2 separate regions of the Mus musculus genome follow, and region 2 is linked to region 1. The links are chromatin loops, found by intact Hi-C in ENCODE. Cell type or tissue: left cerebral cortex. All regions are shown on one strand.

The links. Peaks named below come from ENCODE experiments on the same cell type or tissue, not always from the same donor. Only the 100,000 strongest peaks of a DNase experiment are listed, where the experiment ranks them.
Region 2: it touches region 1 in a loop (2.2-fold over the local background); 4 of 42 quality-filtered maps call a loop at or near these places.

The regions. Positions count from the first base shown.
Region 1 is chr19:3,764,869-3,772,868 of GRCm38, forward strand. It overlaps Kmt5b (lysine methyltransferase 5B), which reads left to right and starts at 3,021. Exons shown (of 11, transcript NM_001379678.1): 1 at 3,021-3,472. In left cerebral cortex, CTCF peaks have their summits at 3,963 (motif pointing right) and 4,689 (motif pointing right); DNase peaks (open chromatin) are centred at 2,620, 3,221, 3,652, 3,939 and 1 more place; H3K4me3 peaks cover 3,074 bases; H3K27ac peaks cover 2,709 bases.
Region 2 is chr19:3,701,892-3,709,891 of GRCm38, forward strand. It overlaps 1810055G02Rik (RIKEN cDNA 1810055G02 gene), which reads left to right and starts at 6,402. Exons shown (of 4, transcript NM_028077.3): 1 at 6,402-6,545. It overlaps Gm36608 (predicted gene, 36608), which reads right to left and starts at 6,277. Exons shown (of 3, transcript NR_167751.1): 1 at 6,170-6,277; 2 at 4,755-4,894. In left cerebral cortex, CTCF peaks have their summits at 4,497 (motif pointing right), 5,721 and 6,958; DNase peaks (open chromatin) are centred at 1,433, 4,628, 5,899 and 6,358; H3K4me3 peaks cover 2,147 bases; H3K27ac peaks cover 1,283 bases.

The sequences.
Region 1 (8,000 bases):
CTGTAAAGGTAGCGAGGTAAGGATGCTAGGTCACTGTAGGCATAAGGGAGGACAGAAAGAGTGCTGGAGCTGAGTTACAGAAGTGTCTGAGGGGCAGTCCAGGGGCCTGGTGGTGCCCTTATCCAAGACCAGGAAGCCAGCCAGCCACCCAGAGGTTCTCAGAATGCCCAAATCTATCTCCATTTCCCACCAGTTTCAGATACCTGCTTCAGATTCAAGACAGCAGAGCAGTCTTGAATTTGTTGGAGAAGAGGCTGGAGAGGTCCATCTGAGAGAGTCCAAGCACCCAAGCTGCTTTACAAGTAGAGGTTGAGAAATGACTCACCCAACTTGAGATCCCATGGTCAGCCCCATGTGCAAGAACTCCAAAGAAGTACAGGGTCCCAGGATGCTGATGCTATCCCCCGAGGCAAAAGGGGACTGGTGAAATGAACATTTGGAGAAGGGGTACCATGGAACACGGGACCAGGCTGGGTGACTAAAATGCTACTGGGCATACCAATGCCTGCCTGTTGACCACAGGAACTGACTCTGTGGGCTTAGTCAGTGCCCTGGCAATGGCACTGCTTGCTTAGGGGACCTGCCAGTGTTTGGCTGGGGCTCCCTTTGGTCAGCCTCAGGGTGTTTCTGCTAGGGCAGACTGAGACTCTCCCGCCAACTCAGCCTTTCTTTAGAGTTGTTAAGCCCTCAGAGTCCAGCCAGTTTGGGTGGGGGGCCCAAGCTCTGTGGCTGGTTCTCCTGCCATAGGGCACCCAGAGGCTTCACATTGTAAATGCCGAGCCTCCTGTCATGTGGGGACCCAGCAGGTGCCTGGCCTTCTATTTCCTGATCCCTACTCTGGGCCAGCTGGCAGGAGAATCCTCTAGCTGGCCTCCCACTATAGGAAAGTCTAATTTCCAGTTTCCCCCAGGAGGGCAACTCCCAGCTGTGGCAAGAGCCAACTCAGCCATGACCTCCGTAGATCAAGCCCTATAAAAGCCCCAAGCTTTCAGCATGGCTCAACAAAGGTCCTGAGCCCAGCCCAGTTTCATCAATCATGGTCTACCTAGGTCTCAGAGCTGCCGCTAGAAGAGCAGCAGTTGTTGAGGGATTGGAAGGACAGCACTGGACAGGCTGAAAGGCTGTGCTATGCTCACTTGGGTTCTTCTATGGCAGGCTAGAATCCCAGTCCATTTCCTTGGAAGGGAATGCCTACACTTGGCCTGGCATTCAGCAGGGAATAAATGGAAGCACTTAAGAGCTATACAGAGCTGGGAGCTTGGGTGAGCCTGAAGGGTCATGTGCTGTTGTTTTGAGGTGGAAGACAGGAGAATTTGGGGCCCAGGGTTGCTGAAGTTTGGGTGGACTTGGAACCTGAGCATTCTACCTCTGAAAGTCAGTCTAGGACCATTGGTGCCCACTGGAGGGACACCATCTGGTGTCCCGTGTATGTTCAGCTCTTTGGCATTTGGTATCAAACGTGGCAGAAGCAACTTTAGTGTCTCTGGCACATATTTGGAGCCAAGTCCTATAGAAGTCTTGTGGGGTAGCGGTATTAAGAAACTAGAAAAACACAACAAAACTAAGATCAAAGGAATTGTTAGCTGTGTCTACAAAAAGGGAATACAGCAGGATAGATCCGATGCAACAGGTGACTGGAAAGGGCAGGAAGTCGACCTGAAGTGTCAAGCCCTGTATCTCCTGTGACTGGTCTCCTATGCCCACTGCCCACTCCCAAGATGGTCTGTAGACTGAGGATACAGGTCACACAGCTGAGGTCAGCACAGGAATTCTGGTTTTGAAGAAATATACCTTCCCAGCTATGTGTCCTTAGCAGGTTTCTGTGCCTCTGTTTCCCATCTATGGAAGGGGATAACAAGCGTCGTCAAGTACTCAAGATCAAAGAGGCAAGGGCAATGGGAGCTAAGTTGGTATTTGCTTGACTCTGCTGAGCCATCCTCTAGAAAATGCCTACTATGCTAAGGTATGTGAGTGTTCAGTGTGGTAGTGGTGTTTGCAGGGAACCGAGGCAGGCTGGGGCCCTCCTGCAATGGCCTCAGCTGTTCTCCCTGTCTCATGTGTCGCTGGAGTTGCATTCTTTCTTTCCATTGCCTGGACATTTTCGTACCTTTCCATAACACCCTCCACCTCACTCAGGTGTTTGCTTCAATACGTGACAACCTCAAACACCTCCTTCAGGTCCCAACCACCTGCTTCACTTTAAAGCCTGCGTTTTTCATAGAATAGTGTATAAGAGGCTCTGGCTCCAGCCCTGAGTAGTTGAAAAGTCACCCAACTAGTCCATGCCTCAATTTCCCTGTGTGTAAACTGGAACCCACAATACTCTCGACCTCTGGGGATTACCCTGAGGGACAAATAAAGGGACACACCAGATCGTTGGGAACGACGTCTGGTTAGGGACAAGGATGTGACCCTCGTTATTGTTGTGAGGCACCCCTTATCCAACTGCAAGATCCAAGGGGTGGGGCTTCACCATACCCCAGGCGTGGGTGCAAGCCACTCCGGATCTTCCGCCCCAAGCTCCCGGAGGACCAAACCGCCTTTCTTGCGCCGGTTGAGCCCGAAGAGGGCGAGGAGTGGCTGCGTCGTGGAAAGGTTGTCACTCAGTAGGTGCTCAAGGAGCGGCCGGTGTCAGCACGGGGGACCCAAAGCACGCTCCCTCCCCGCCTCCCGCGTGGTACCGTTCAGGTGGCCCACATGGTCTTGAAGGGTGTTTCTGCTTCCAACGACACCCATCCCCACAACAAAGAAACTCGCCATTCCCGGCCGCCTCCCCTCAGTGCACCCCGGAGGCACAGCGGGCCCGGAGCGCCGTGCGCCTCGCAGTTGCCCCCTGAAATCGCAGCTCGGGAGCTGTCCCTGGTAGGTGCAGGTGCGCACGAGACGGGGGCGGGGGCCAACCCCGCGGGGCAGCAAGCGGCCGGGGTACTAGGTGGCGCCCACCGGGCGCGCGGCGACGCCGCCTCCACCGAGATTTAAAGGGCAGCCGGGCGGAGGGATCTTCGAACGACTCTCGCTGCGATCCCTCCGCCTCGAGGCTCAGCGACGGCAACGACGTGGTTTCTTTGGTGGTGGTGGTGGGGGGGATTTACTCTTGTGCCTCCGCTGTCGGGTGCCGCGGCAGGGAACTTCATTCTCTCTGGTGTCTCTCAGCCTCTTCCCGCAGAATTCCGTCGAAGCCATCGCGGCCACTAGCGCGGAGCAAAGGTGCGCGCACGCTCGGTGTCGGCGTGGTGTCCCTCCGCCGTCAGTCGTGGACTCCTTTTCGTGTCCTTCCACCGAGCCCGGGCGGTGTCCGGGTGGCTCACCGGGGGCGGCGACGCGTCTGCGGCGCGGCAGCGAGGCTCGGGGGCTATGAGGTGAGGACGCCCGGGGACCGGAGGCGGCACCCGGCGCTGCGCGAGAACGCAGGACGCGAAGCCCCGAAGTCGGCGGATGCCTCTCAGATCCCGCGACTGCGCGCGAGGTGGAGGTGAGGCCCGAGGACTGTGAGGCGGGGGTGGCCCGGCGCTGCGAGCCAGGGCTCGGGGACAGGGGCTTGGCGCGGGCCGCGGTGGTGGCCGTGGCGGCAGGGTTGGGGGGGCCCCTCGGCGGACGCGGACTCCTTTATTTCCCCCCCCCTTCCGTCAGCGGAGGCAGCGGGCGGTGCTACGTCCGTGCCGCCATATTGGATTTTACTCTCCAATTTTTTTTTCTGAGGAAATATTTTTTGGTGATTAATTTTTCTGGAGGGACCAAAAAGTGTAGCCGGGCGCTTCGGGAGCTCGGTGGCGGAGCTCTTGGACGGGCCCGGTGCTGGAAGACCGGCAGTGCTGGCGGTGAGCCGCGGAGGACGTACGTGCGTGCGTGCGTGCGTGCAGGAACCGGGCCGCGGGGCGGGGCTGCGGGGCCGGGGCGGCCGGGCGAGCGAGCACGGCCTGCAGTGTTGGCGGCGGCCGGAAGGGAGCGGTAGCGGTCGGCGAGGGCCGGGTCGCGGCCGCACGAGGGGAGCTGCTCGGCCGCTCGGGATTGGGGGACTGTGTTTTTCCTCTTCTCCAATGGGCGGCCGGCAAGCGTCTCGCCCAATCTGCTCGCGCCGGCTCGCCGAACTTTCGGTTGTTTTTGTTTTGGCCCGAGCCTCGTTTCCTGTTGCTCCAGGCTCAGACTGTCGCGCGCGGGGGTGGGGTGGGGGTGGGGGGCAGTCGCTCGGGCCCCACGCAGTGGCACTGGCGTCACTCGATCTGTCATCCGCTCGTTCAGCCAGAGTGCAAGAAGGAGAGGAGGAGACGTGAAGTTCATCTTGAACTTTCTGATGGCGCTCACTCTGAGACAGTCCTCTCAGAGGAGCAGACAAGATGGATTGCCTGACTTGATTTGTTTGTTTGTTTTTTAAACCTGCTTTCTAGACTTAAAACTGTCTGACACAGGCCTGAGGGGTTGGGAGGCTGCCGAGTGGATGGATTCCTTAGAGGAACTCGCTTCTCCTTGTAACTGTTCCCCGTTCTTATTTATTTATTTATTTATTTTGACAGAAACGCCAGCCAGTTTGGGTAATTAGTAGACAAAACATAAGCCCTTTCAGAGGCGATGAAGAAGTTATTGTTTTTCTTTTTGCCTGAAATGATCACAGACAACTTTTTTTAAAGATTTATTTATTTCTTATATGTAAGTACACTGTAGCAGCCTTCAGACACTCCAGAAGAGGGAGTCAGATCTCTATTCTGATGGTTTTGAGCCACCATGTGGTTGCTGGGATTTGAACTCCAGACCTTTGGAAGAGCAGTTGGGTGCTCTTACCCACTGAGCCATCTCACCAGCCCCCACAGACGACTTTTGAGTGAAGTCCATGCCTTAAGAGTGAATTGCCAAAGACACACGTTTGCAATGTAGACGTGGGTTTGACCAAGTCCCTCACTAAGAGCCCCTATGGTCCAGGGTTAAAGTGTGCAAATAAATGTCTAGGTGTCATACATGGGCAAACAGTAGACTCTGAGTCTATAGCCTCTCGACATCGGACACTGTACTCCCTCTTCCAAGCTCACTTATGCTAGTTGCCATACCTGGTGCCTTTTGGCCATCCGGTCTCTGGCTTTCTCCTGTCCCAGCATACATCCATCCTTAGAAAAGCCGCAAGAGAGTATAGCCTGCTGCTGGCATAGGCTTATGAAGAAGCATCCTGGTTGGCCTGCACAGAAGCCAGGATTCCTCTGTTCCCTGAAAGTCTTTGCATGCTTGGTGAGATTGGCTTTGCCATTGCACGTACGTTGGTTTTCTTGTGAGCCTGTTGAATCATAGTTGAATCATAGATTTAGCTGGTCTACCTCGGCACAGGTGCTCAGTAGTCACAGCATGAAAGAGATAATTTGTTAATTTCTATGTCAAGCCTCTTTGAGGCTTTTCAAATTGTATCTACTCAGTGCCACTGAAAGTGTTCTTTAAAATTGTTATAAAAGAGGAAAAGAAAAGAAACAAACCCCTTAACTTTGTATACTTCAAGAGGAGACTAGGCCTCCATCCTTTCTCTGTGATTGAAACCCAACTCTTTAAAAACCATTTCCAAGGACTTTCCTTCCTCTCCCAAGTGCTCTTTTGAATGTATTTTCACCCACTGTGGTGACACTGGGCTCTCTGTACTTGTAGAAGTTACCAGTGGACCATGCCCAGGAAGGCTGGGTTGCAGAAATGTATGCAGATGAGAGGGCTGTGTTCTGGGGTGTTTGTGCAGTCCAGCAGGTGTTTTATAGGTGGGTAGGGCAGTCTTTTTAAGTTTCCCTTTGGTCATCAGTGGATCTTACCTCATATGTAATCTCCTACATAGTTGTCAGCTTACAGGTTTATAATGCCCAGCTATGTGTCTGGTTGTACAGCAGATTTGTGGATAGTGTCTGAGAAGCTCCGTGTCCTCAGGAGTGCTTTTCCAGTGGCTTGCAGAACAGATGCTCTCAGAGAAATCATTATGATTCCATCCATTATTTTGCTTGTCACATGTGAACTTTACCTTCTCTCTATTCACCAAAATCCTTTTTTCTGGTCAAAAGGTCTGGGACTTTGTTAACTCTAGAGCATTTTTTACTTATAAAAACAAGGGACTACATGCCATCCCTCTGTGGGCTCACATTATTGGTTGCCGAGCACAAGTTGAGTGACTGTAGACACAGCACAGGGGACTTGTATCTCAGGTGGAGGTAGTTCTTGGCCTACACACCAGCTTTATATGTCCATGCAACCTTTGCTTTCTCTGTCTTTAATTACTTTGTTTTTGGAGTGGATAGAACATTGTTTTCCTGGCATGAAGACTGACTGACTGATGGACTTCAGTGCAGCAGTTTGCAAAAGCAGCGTCTTTCTTGGATAAGTTGTCAGTTTTTTTTTTTTTTAAAGATTTATTTATTGACTATATGTAAGTACACTGTAGCTGTCCTCAGACACTCCAGAAGAGGGAGTCAGATCTCGTTACGGATGGTTGTGAGCCACCATGTGGTTGCTGGGATTTGAACTCCTGACCTTCGGAAGAGCAGTCGGGTGCTCCTACCCACTGAGCCATCTCACCAGCCCCAAGTTGTCAGTTTTGAAATCTTAAAATATCGGGCTGCAGAGGCAGCTCAGTCAGTGAGTTCAGTTCCTAGTACCCACATCAGGTGGCTCACAAATACCTGTAACTTCAGTCCCAGGGAATCTGACACTTCTGGCCTCTAAGAGCACCTACACTCATGTGCACGTAACCACACACGTACACATAATTTAAAATAGTAAAATCATTTAAAAAAAGGCTCATATCTTGAAGTGTGAATTAAAATCCCTGCTGATTTTTAAATATATTAGAAGTTATGTGTATGAGTTGTTGTGCCCGAATATGTGCATCTGGTGCCCCTAGAGATCAAAGAGGACATCCAGTCCCTTAGAACCTAAGTTACCAATGATTAGGAGCCACTGTGTTGGTTCCGAGAACTGAATTTGGGTCTTTTGCAAGAGTAACAAGTACTTATAACCATTGAGTTATCTCTCTACCTCCCAAACTTTGAAGTTAAATGGCCGAATTCCATAAGCTTACTGTACAGATAAGGGTTCTTATTGAGCAGGTCAGGAGTTTTAACTGGGAGATGGGGGGGGTGTCTTTTAAAATCCATTTTCCATATCTGCATTCTTCCTTCTACTCTAATAGGAAATTGTTAAAGACAGTTTTTTTTAAATAGTAGATCTCACTGTAATCTTCACCCACCCCCGAAGTAATTGGATGCTTCCTAAAGATTAGAAGTATCAGTGAGAGGAAAGGTGTCTGATCAATATCTAAATTATTTTTTGTTCAGTATAATCTGAAATCCACTTTTTCCTAGACACTTTTCAAAGTGAGCATAGTGGCTGGCTTGTACTTACAATCCTAGCCTTCTAGAGATATGAGGCTCTCAAGTTGGAAGTCAGTTTAGAATACATGGTAAGACCCTGTTTCAAAAAGCCAGAACAAAGTCTGGTAGTGGTAGCACATGCCTTTAATTCTAGCACTTGAGAGGCAGATCTCTTGAATTTGAGGCCGGCCTGGTCTACAGAGCAAATTCCAGGGCAGCCAGGTCTACACAGAGAAACACTGTCTCCAACCCCTCTTCCCCCCAGAAAAGAAGCCAAAACAAACAGTTTACAGTTACAAATATAACTTGTTGTAATCCCCAATTTTTAATTATATCCATATTATTTTAAATGCATTGTAGGGTTGTTGTTATTTTTTTTTAAAGATTTATTTTATTTATAGAGAACATTGTCGCTGTCTTCAGACACACCAGAAGAGGGCACGGGATCCCATTACAGATGGCTGTGAGCCACCATGTAGTTGCTGGGATTTGAACTCAGGACCTCTGGAAGAGCTGCCAGTGCTATCAACCACTGAGCCATTTCTCCAGTCTGCATTGTAGGGTTTTATTATAGAGACTCAGTCTATACAATAATCACTCTAGCCTATTTTTATAAGTTTGTGTTAATTTCTAGTGATTTTTTTCTTTTTAAAAAATTTTTTGAGAGCGATTTCCCAT
Region 2 (8,000 bases), 63 kb before region 1:
GGCATGGTGCTGGAGCAGCAAAGAGCTTACATCCTGGTCCACAGGCAGAAGGCCGAAAGAGAAAAATCAGACTTGGCCTGGAGTGGGCTTTTGAAACCTCAAAGCCCACCCCAGTGACACACTTCCTGCAACAAGGCTATACAATTCCTAATCCTTCCGATATAGTTCCATCAACTGGAGACCAGTTATTCCAGCACTCAAGCCTCTGAGAACTGGAGCAGTAGTTTTTAGCTCTACTGCTTTGGCTCCTAGTGGGTTGTACACACACACACCACAGGAGCAATCTGGATTTGCAAATGAAATACACACACACACACACACACACACACACACACACACACACACACACACGTTAATTTTTGACATGCTGTGACTAGCTCAAAGGCTAGGCATTCCTAAACCTTCCCCTGCTAACAAACGTTCTCCTCCAGGATGTCTGAGACTCCTAAACCTTCCCCTGTTACCCCAGGCCCAATAGGGGAAGTGGCCAGTTACCCAAATTCTTACATAGCTGGTTGACTTTCTCCCCTGCAGCTCTTACATCCTGTCCTTCTCCCCCAAGCCATGATTCTCTTTCTCCCTAACAGTTCTTAGCCCTCGCAATCCAAAGGTCTACCTGCCCAGCCATTGGCTGTTGGCTCTTTATTCATCAATCAAAGACCAATTGGGGACAAGGACCTTCAGCATTTGGACATACAGATTCCTGATTTTGGAGGCCAGATTAATTCAAAGCATTAGAACCAATCCCCAACAGGGGGCCATTCTCATTCAAACCACCACAGTATGAGCATCCATTATAGAGTCTCCAGAGACCATCAGGTCTTGAGGACTTAGATCTAATCAATGGATTAATTCCTAAATGGCTTCATGACCTAATAGCATTGGGAAGTATGAAATAGGAGACGGGAGGAAGTGGGTTGCTGGAGGGGTATACGTGCGCTACAACTTAACTTGCCCCTGTCTTCTGTCTACACCTGTGCCGTGGTGTATGTGTGGAGGTTAGAAGATAACTTTTGGGAGTCAGTTCTCTCCTTCCACCATACAGATTCAGGGGATGAAACCAAATCAATCTTGCAAGACAAGACTTGCCAGTGGTAAAATTGACTCTGTTTGTTTGTTTGTTTGTTTGTTTGTTTGTTTGTTTGTTTTTACATTGAAGCAGGGTATCACTATGCAGCCCTAGGTGGCTTTGAACTCCGTATGTAGACCAGACTCATCTTGAACCTGACTCAGTCTCCCACACATCAAGACACCACTACACCCAGCAAAATGACCATTATTCCCTGTTCTTTTTTTCCTTTCTATTTTGAGATAATTTTGTCTTAACAGAAGTTTTACAAAAATACTATCCAGTTCCTGCTTCCCCATATATTAACCCAGATTCCCCCATATGTTAGCATCTTACATAACTACAGAACCATTGTTAACAGCAAGAGATTAACCTTAGTACAATGCTAGGAACTTGATACAGACCTGGGATTGGGCTCGTTTCCCACATGGGCCAACCTCCTCCTTTGCTGTGTGACTCTGAGCCCACAGAATTAGGGCCAAATGCGCTTTGGGCTCCTCTAGTTTGAGAGTTCACAGCCTGTTTTTCTGTTTTTACTTTTTAAATGAGTATGTCTATATGTAAGAACTAATGCATACAGGTGTCCATAGAGGCCAGTGGACATCCTGGACACCCTGTAATTGTTACAGAAAAGTTGTGGGCAGCAGTGTGGGTGGTGAGCATTAAACTCTGGTATAAGGTCCTACTGCAAGGGCAGTAGGGGCTCTTCACCAAGGAGCCATCTCTCATGCCAACCCCGACATGTCTGTGACAACGGGGCTGAAATACACTAACACAAACACTTGATCTCACTGAGCTACTTCCCTGCCCTTGTTTTGCCTTTTACATTTTGTGGCATGGCCTTGTTATGTTGTCAAGACTAGCTTTGAACTACTTCTGTAGTCTAGGTAGGCCTTGAACTTGCAATCCTCCATCTCCTGCCTCCCAAGCAGCTGAGATGGCACACCTGCACCAGACCTGTACCACACCTGTACCACATGCCTGGCCATAGCCTTTACTTCTTTGCCTTACAGCTTGGGTCCTGGAACCTTGACTAGGGGCAGTGAGGGATGAAGGAATGGCAGCACATATACAGGGAAAGCTGAGATTGGATGAGCTAGAGTCTCTGATGGGCAGCATCCAGGAAGCTCAGGATGTATATTATACAGAGCTGGTGAACAAGGAGACAGGTTTAGCTCATCTCAGCAGGAGCAGTCTCTGCAGCGGAGCAGTCTTAGGACTGGGTGACTACCGTGGACATTTTTTTTTCACATATTGTCTATGTTCACATTCCAACCAGAGAAAGGCTTTAATCCCTCAGGTAAGGCTTTGCCGCTCACATGGGCTGAGGCACTGGGGGCTGTAATATGGCTGCGCCATGGCATATTACATCAACAACACAATTCACTCAGGACTACACTCACTCACTATACTTCTAGATAATTTTGTTTTGAGACAGTCTCACTGTGTAGCCCTGATTGTCCTGGGACTCACTCTGTAGAAGAGGCTGGCCTCAAACTCAAGAAATCTGCCCACCTCTGCCTCCCTAATGCTAAGTACTGAGATTAAAGCCCTGAAATATTATTAATATTATTATTAAGAATTAATTAATTATTATATTATTATTATTGTTTTGTTTTGTTTTTTCAAGACAGGATTTCTCTGTGTAGCCCTGGCTGTCATGGAACTCACTCTGTAGACCAGGCTGGCCTCGAACTCAGAAATCTGCCTGACTCTGCCTCCCAAGTGCTAAGATTAAAGGCTTGCGCCACCAACCTGGCTAAGAATTATTTATTTATTATATGTAAGTATACTGTAGCTGTCTTCAGACACTGCAGAAGAGGGTGTCAGATGGTTGTAAGCTACCATGTGGTTGCTGGGAATTGAACTCAGGACCTCTGGAAGAGCAGTCAGTGCTCTTAACCACTGAGCCATCTCTCCAGCCCTCATCTTCTTTTTAAAATAAAACTTCAGGCAGGCTGGAGAGATGGCTCAGCGGTTAAGAGCACTGACTGCTCTTCCAAAAGTCCCGAGTTCAAATCCCAGTAACCACATGGTGGCTCACAATCATCTGTAATGGAATCTGATGCTCTTAAGTGTGTCTTAAATGACAGTGTACTTACATAAAACAAATAAATAAATCTTTTAAAGAAGAAGAAGAAGAAGAAGAAGAAGAAGAAGAAGAAGAAGAAGAAGAAGAAGAAGAAGAAGAGTGTGAGTTTGAGGCCAGCCTGCTCTACAGAGCTAGCTCTAAGACAAGCAGGGCTACAAAAAGAAACTGTCTCAAAACAACAACAACCAAAAAAAAAAAAAAAAAAAAAGGGAAAAAGAGGCTGAAGAGATGGCTCAATGGTCAGAGCACTTGCTGATCTTGTAGAGGAACTGGGTTTGATTCCCAGCACCCACATGTGTGGCTCACAACAATCTGTGACTGCAGGATAAGACACTCTCTTCATGGGTATTGCATGTAAATGATATACATATAAAAATTGACTGGGCACTGGTGGTACTTGGGAGGCAGATGTAGGCAAATCTCAGACTTCCTCCAGCTTAGTGAACAAAGCAAGTTACAGAACATTCCCTGTCTCCAAAAGTAAAAAAAAAAAAAAAAAAAAATAGTAATAATAATAAAATAGTTCACATATTTTATAAATAATGAAAATTTACTTTTAAAATTATATTCTTAGCCAGTTATCATGGTACATGTCTTTAATCCCAGCACTCATGAGGCAGAGTTGGTGAATATCTGATTTTGAGGATGGCGTAGTCTTTATAGTGAGTTCTAGGCCATCTAAAGTTTTATAGCAAGACCTTGTCATGAAAAAAAGGAAAAAATTTACACTTCTACCTTTTTTTTTTTTTTTTTTTTTTTTTTTTGCTTTTTTTGAGACAGGGTTTCTCTGTATAGCCCCTGGAACTCACTCTGTAGACCAGACTGGCCTCGAACTCAGAGATCTGCTTGCCCCTGCCTCCCAGCTGCTGGGATTAAAGGCGTGTGCCACCACTGCCTGGCTGGCTCTACTTCTACCATTTTTACCTCATTACTTGCCTGGGAAATTCAGAGTAATGTTCATGAAGACCTGTGAACAAGCACATTGCTTCCAATTTTTCAAAACACTTTGGGTCTGTCTGTTTCTCTTTTTAAAAAAGATTTATTTGGGGGTGGTGATATGGCTCAGTGGGTAAGAGCACCCGACTGTTCTTCCGAAGGTCCAGAGTTCAAATCCCAGCAACCATATGGTGGCTCACAGTCATCTGTAACAAGATCTGATGCCCTCTTCTGGAGTGTCTGAAGACAGCTACAGTGTACTTACATATAATAAATAAATAAATCTTTAAAACAAAAAACCAAAATGAAATTAATGGGAATTTGTTTTATAAAAAAAAAAAAGATTTATTTATTTATTTTATGTATATGAGTACTCTATCTGAATATACCCCTTCATGCCAGAAGAGGGCATCAGAACTCATTATAGATGGTTGAGAGCCCCTGTGGTAGAGCAGCTGGTGCTCTTAACTGCTGAACCATTTCTCCAGTTCTCCCCCAACCCCCACATGCCGGTTTATTTTGTTTTTTAAGGTGTCACTATGTAGCCTTGGCCTGGAACTCACAGAGATCCTCCTGCCTCTGCCTCCTGAGTGCTGGGATCAGTGGCATGCACCACCACACCCTACTATCTGTTTTTCTTAGGAGAGAAATGAGTACCTTGGCATTTGAGGAAGTTGTGAGTTGAACACCAGAGACTCTTGACATCTGAGGAAAGGGTGAACAGCACTACACGCCATTTCCATGGTTCAGGAGTGTTTTCACTGAGCACTGATATTGTATTTCTTCTTCTGGAACACCTTGGGGGATTAAAATAAACACAAAGCAAAAGGAGCTTGTCTGCCAGTGCCTTCCTCCAGCTGCTTTCAGCAAGCCATTGATGGGCAAATTCCACACAGCGGAAAGCAGGTTGTGCTGATGACAGCACAGCAAGGCTTATATATAGTCTTAATAGAGCTCAGAGCAGGGTCCATTGGTTTCTGATCCCAGGACTCAAGACAGGTTATAAAACTAGAAATAGGCCAGCCATGGTGGCACATACTTTTAATCCCAGCAGGCAAACAGATTTCTGTGAGTTCAAGGCTAGGATGATCTACATAGCAAGCCCCAAACCAGCCAGGGCTGGACTGTGAAACCCCAAACCAGCCAGGGCTGGACTGTGAAACCCCAAACCAGCCAGGGCTGGACTGTGAAACCTTGTCTCAAAACAAAACTGGCAACGATGATCGCTTTGGATGGGCATGGTAGGAGACCTAAAAAGGGTTTTACACAAATTGGCATTCAGTAGCAGAATTCACCTACTGACTTGCAAAACCTACTTTACGTTAAATTCTTTCTTTAAAAATTATGTATGCTGGATGCAGTGGCCCATGACTTTAATCCTAGCACAGGAAGTCATGAGGCAAGTGATCTCTGTGAGTTCAAGGACAATTGGATCTATGCAGAGTTCCAGTACAGAAGGGATACAAAGAGAGACCCTGACTCAAAAATAAAATACAAACATTATGTATGGGAATTTTGCCTACTCCAATACATATTATGTATGTACGTGCACTGGAGGCCTTAAGGCATGGAATCTCCTGGAACTGCTCTTTCAGATGGTCGTGAGCCACCGTGTGGATGCTGGGAATCAAGCGGGGTCATCTGCAAGAGCATCAGTGCTCTTAACTGCTGAGCCATCTCTCCAACCCTAATCTTTTAAAATTAAAAGCAAGTCTCACAGGCTTTCCATTTCGTCCCACGTGTCATGCCACGTGTAAAATTCCAAAGCCCTTTGTGAGACTGTTTCTGGACTTGAAAACAAAAGCGAGATCTTCTTGCAGGATTAAATCAGTGTATTGCCTTTCAGGTGAAATGCTTAGCCAGAAGCTGGCAGGTGCAGTGTGTGCAAAGCAAACCTCAGTAGCCAAGCCATGCCTGCGAGCAAGGACAAGGCTGGACCGCCTTAAGGAGTTGAATAGCCGATGGGAAGAAAGATCAGGAACCGGGTCAGAAGAGCCTCATAAAGTACCTCATGAGGCCTTCTAGAGCTGCCCTGTCCAGACCAGCCATCGTCCGAGTACATCTGCGCTCACCTGATCTGACCCCTCTTCTCCCCGGCTTCTGGGAAAAGCCCTAGACACAGACATAGCCTACAAGTCCCTGGATCGCTCACTTCCGTTAGATCGGCTCCAAATAGCTCTGCGTGGCCAAGGCGGGACCAAGTTGGAAGGCAGCTCCTGAAGCAGGCGTGGCCTAAACAAACCACGCCCACCGCACGCGGCCGCGCGTGCCAGCGACAGCCTATTGGTCCCGCTTTCGTGACGTCTTTCCGGGGCAGTCCGGGTGGGGTCCAGCGCGCACCAGTGAGCTGAGCTAACTGGGTTTCGCTGCGGTCCACGTCCCCGCGCGGGGCTGAATCGCTGAAGTGGCTGCGCTGCGGTGTGAGGGCCACGGGCCTGCCGCGTCCGGGTAAGTGACCCGCACTGCTGTCCAGGGAGCTGTCGTGAAGGCCCCATGAGCCGCTTGGGGATGGACAGCGAGGTGCGGGGCGGAGGAGGGATGAATGGGGACCCGGTGCGCTAGGCGGTGAGGAATGGAGATTCAAGGCGGAGGAGGGAGGAATGGGCCGAGCCCTTAGAGAAGCATGGATGCGCAGGAGGAGGAGGAGGAGGTGGGCTGACGGCGATCGCCAGTCGATGCTGGGCAGTTTGCGAGCACTCTACGGACATTCGAGAGTAGGCGAGTCTTGGATCAGGCTGTACCCTAGAAGGTGTTGGTCTCGGAAATAGTTGAGGCCTGCACCCCAAACTCTTCTACCTACCAATGAGGAAAATCCATCACATTTTTCCTTCCTCCTCATTTGTCTACTTGCCTGCCTCCCCTTGTGGCCGCTAGCTTGTGCGCTTAACGGTCTGGCTGGAGCTTAGAAGTCCAACTCTTAAAAACTTGTATTACTTACACCCCGACCCCTAGGAACCAGCTCTAAAATTTCAATAAGTCAACCAGCAAACTGTTTAAAATACAGGTTTTCCGTTTATAAATTAGACTCGCCTGTTGGACAGCAGAATATCAGAAATACTGGCTTAGCAAGCGTTTAGAACACAGACCTTTGGCATTTTGGTAGTGAGACCTGAACTTTCAGATACCTGGAGATAAGCGGTGCAGTTAAGATAATATTTAATGTTCTGGGATCGTGGGCTAATGTCTGCCACGTGGATACATCCTTTAGATCACAGGGCAATGTCTGTGTACATAATACGTCCAAGCAGGTGATGTGTCAGGATTAGGTAGGTGACTGTGGTTTGTCCTGTACTAGCTTTCCCAATTTCTGTTCTGTAATTGTGTAACTTCCCTAGCGTGGAGTAGAGACGGGGGCCCTGCTGATAGGGATTATTAATGGTCTTTGCTGAGTCTGGACTTCTTGAATTGAAATCTGTGTATGTCAGAGAAAAAGCTCACCAATTTGAGGTCTAGTGATGTGTATATAGCAATCCACACATCATAAAGGCATTAAAGGCAAGGCAAGATTGGGAGTGCAATCTGTCAAACAAACATTAGAGGAATTGGGCAGCATCTCAAGGGTTAGTTGTCACTTGGGGACTCACACAAGTCACCTGGCTGAACTTTAGTAGGAACAGCTCAGGAAATGCAGACTTAAAGTCTTATGTGTATAGACATTGCCCTGTGGTGGAAAGGGTGTGCCCGTGTGACACGATGGAATTGAGAACATGATACTGGCCTTCTTGTATGAGCTGGCAGAAGGTGTCCTGATGCTGATTCCCTGCAGATCCTGTGGGGACCAATTCCCAAAAAGAGACTCAACCCCAGTCTGTTTGTTCTAGTTTCTGAGTTAATACTTGGTTTTTTTGTTAGTGTTTTCTTTCCTCTATTTAATGTGTATGGGTGTTTTGTTTTGTTCTAAAG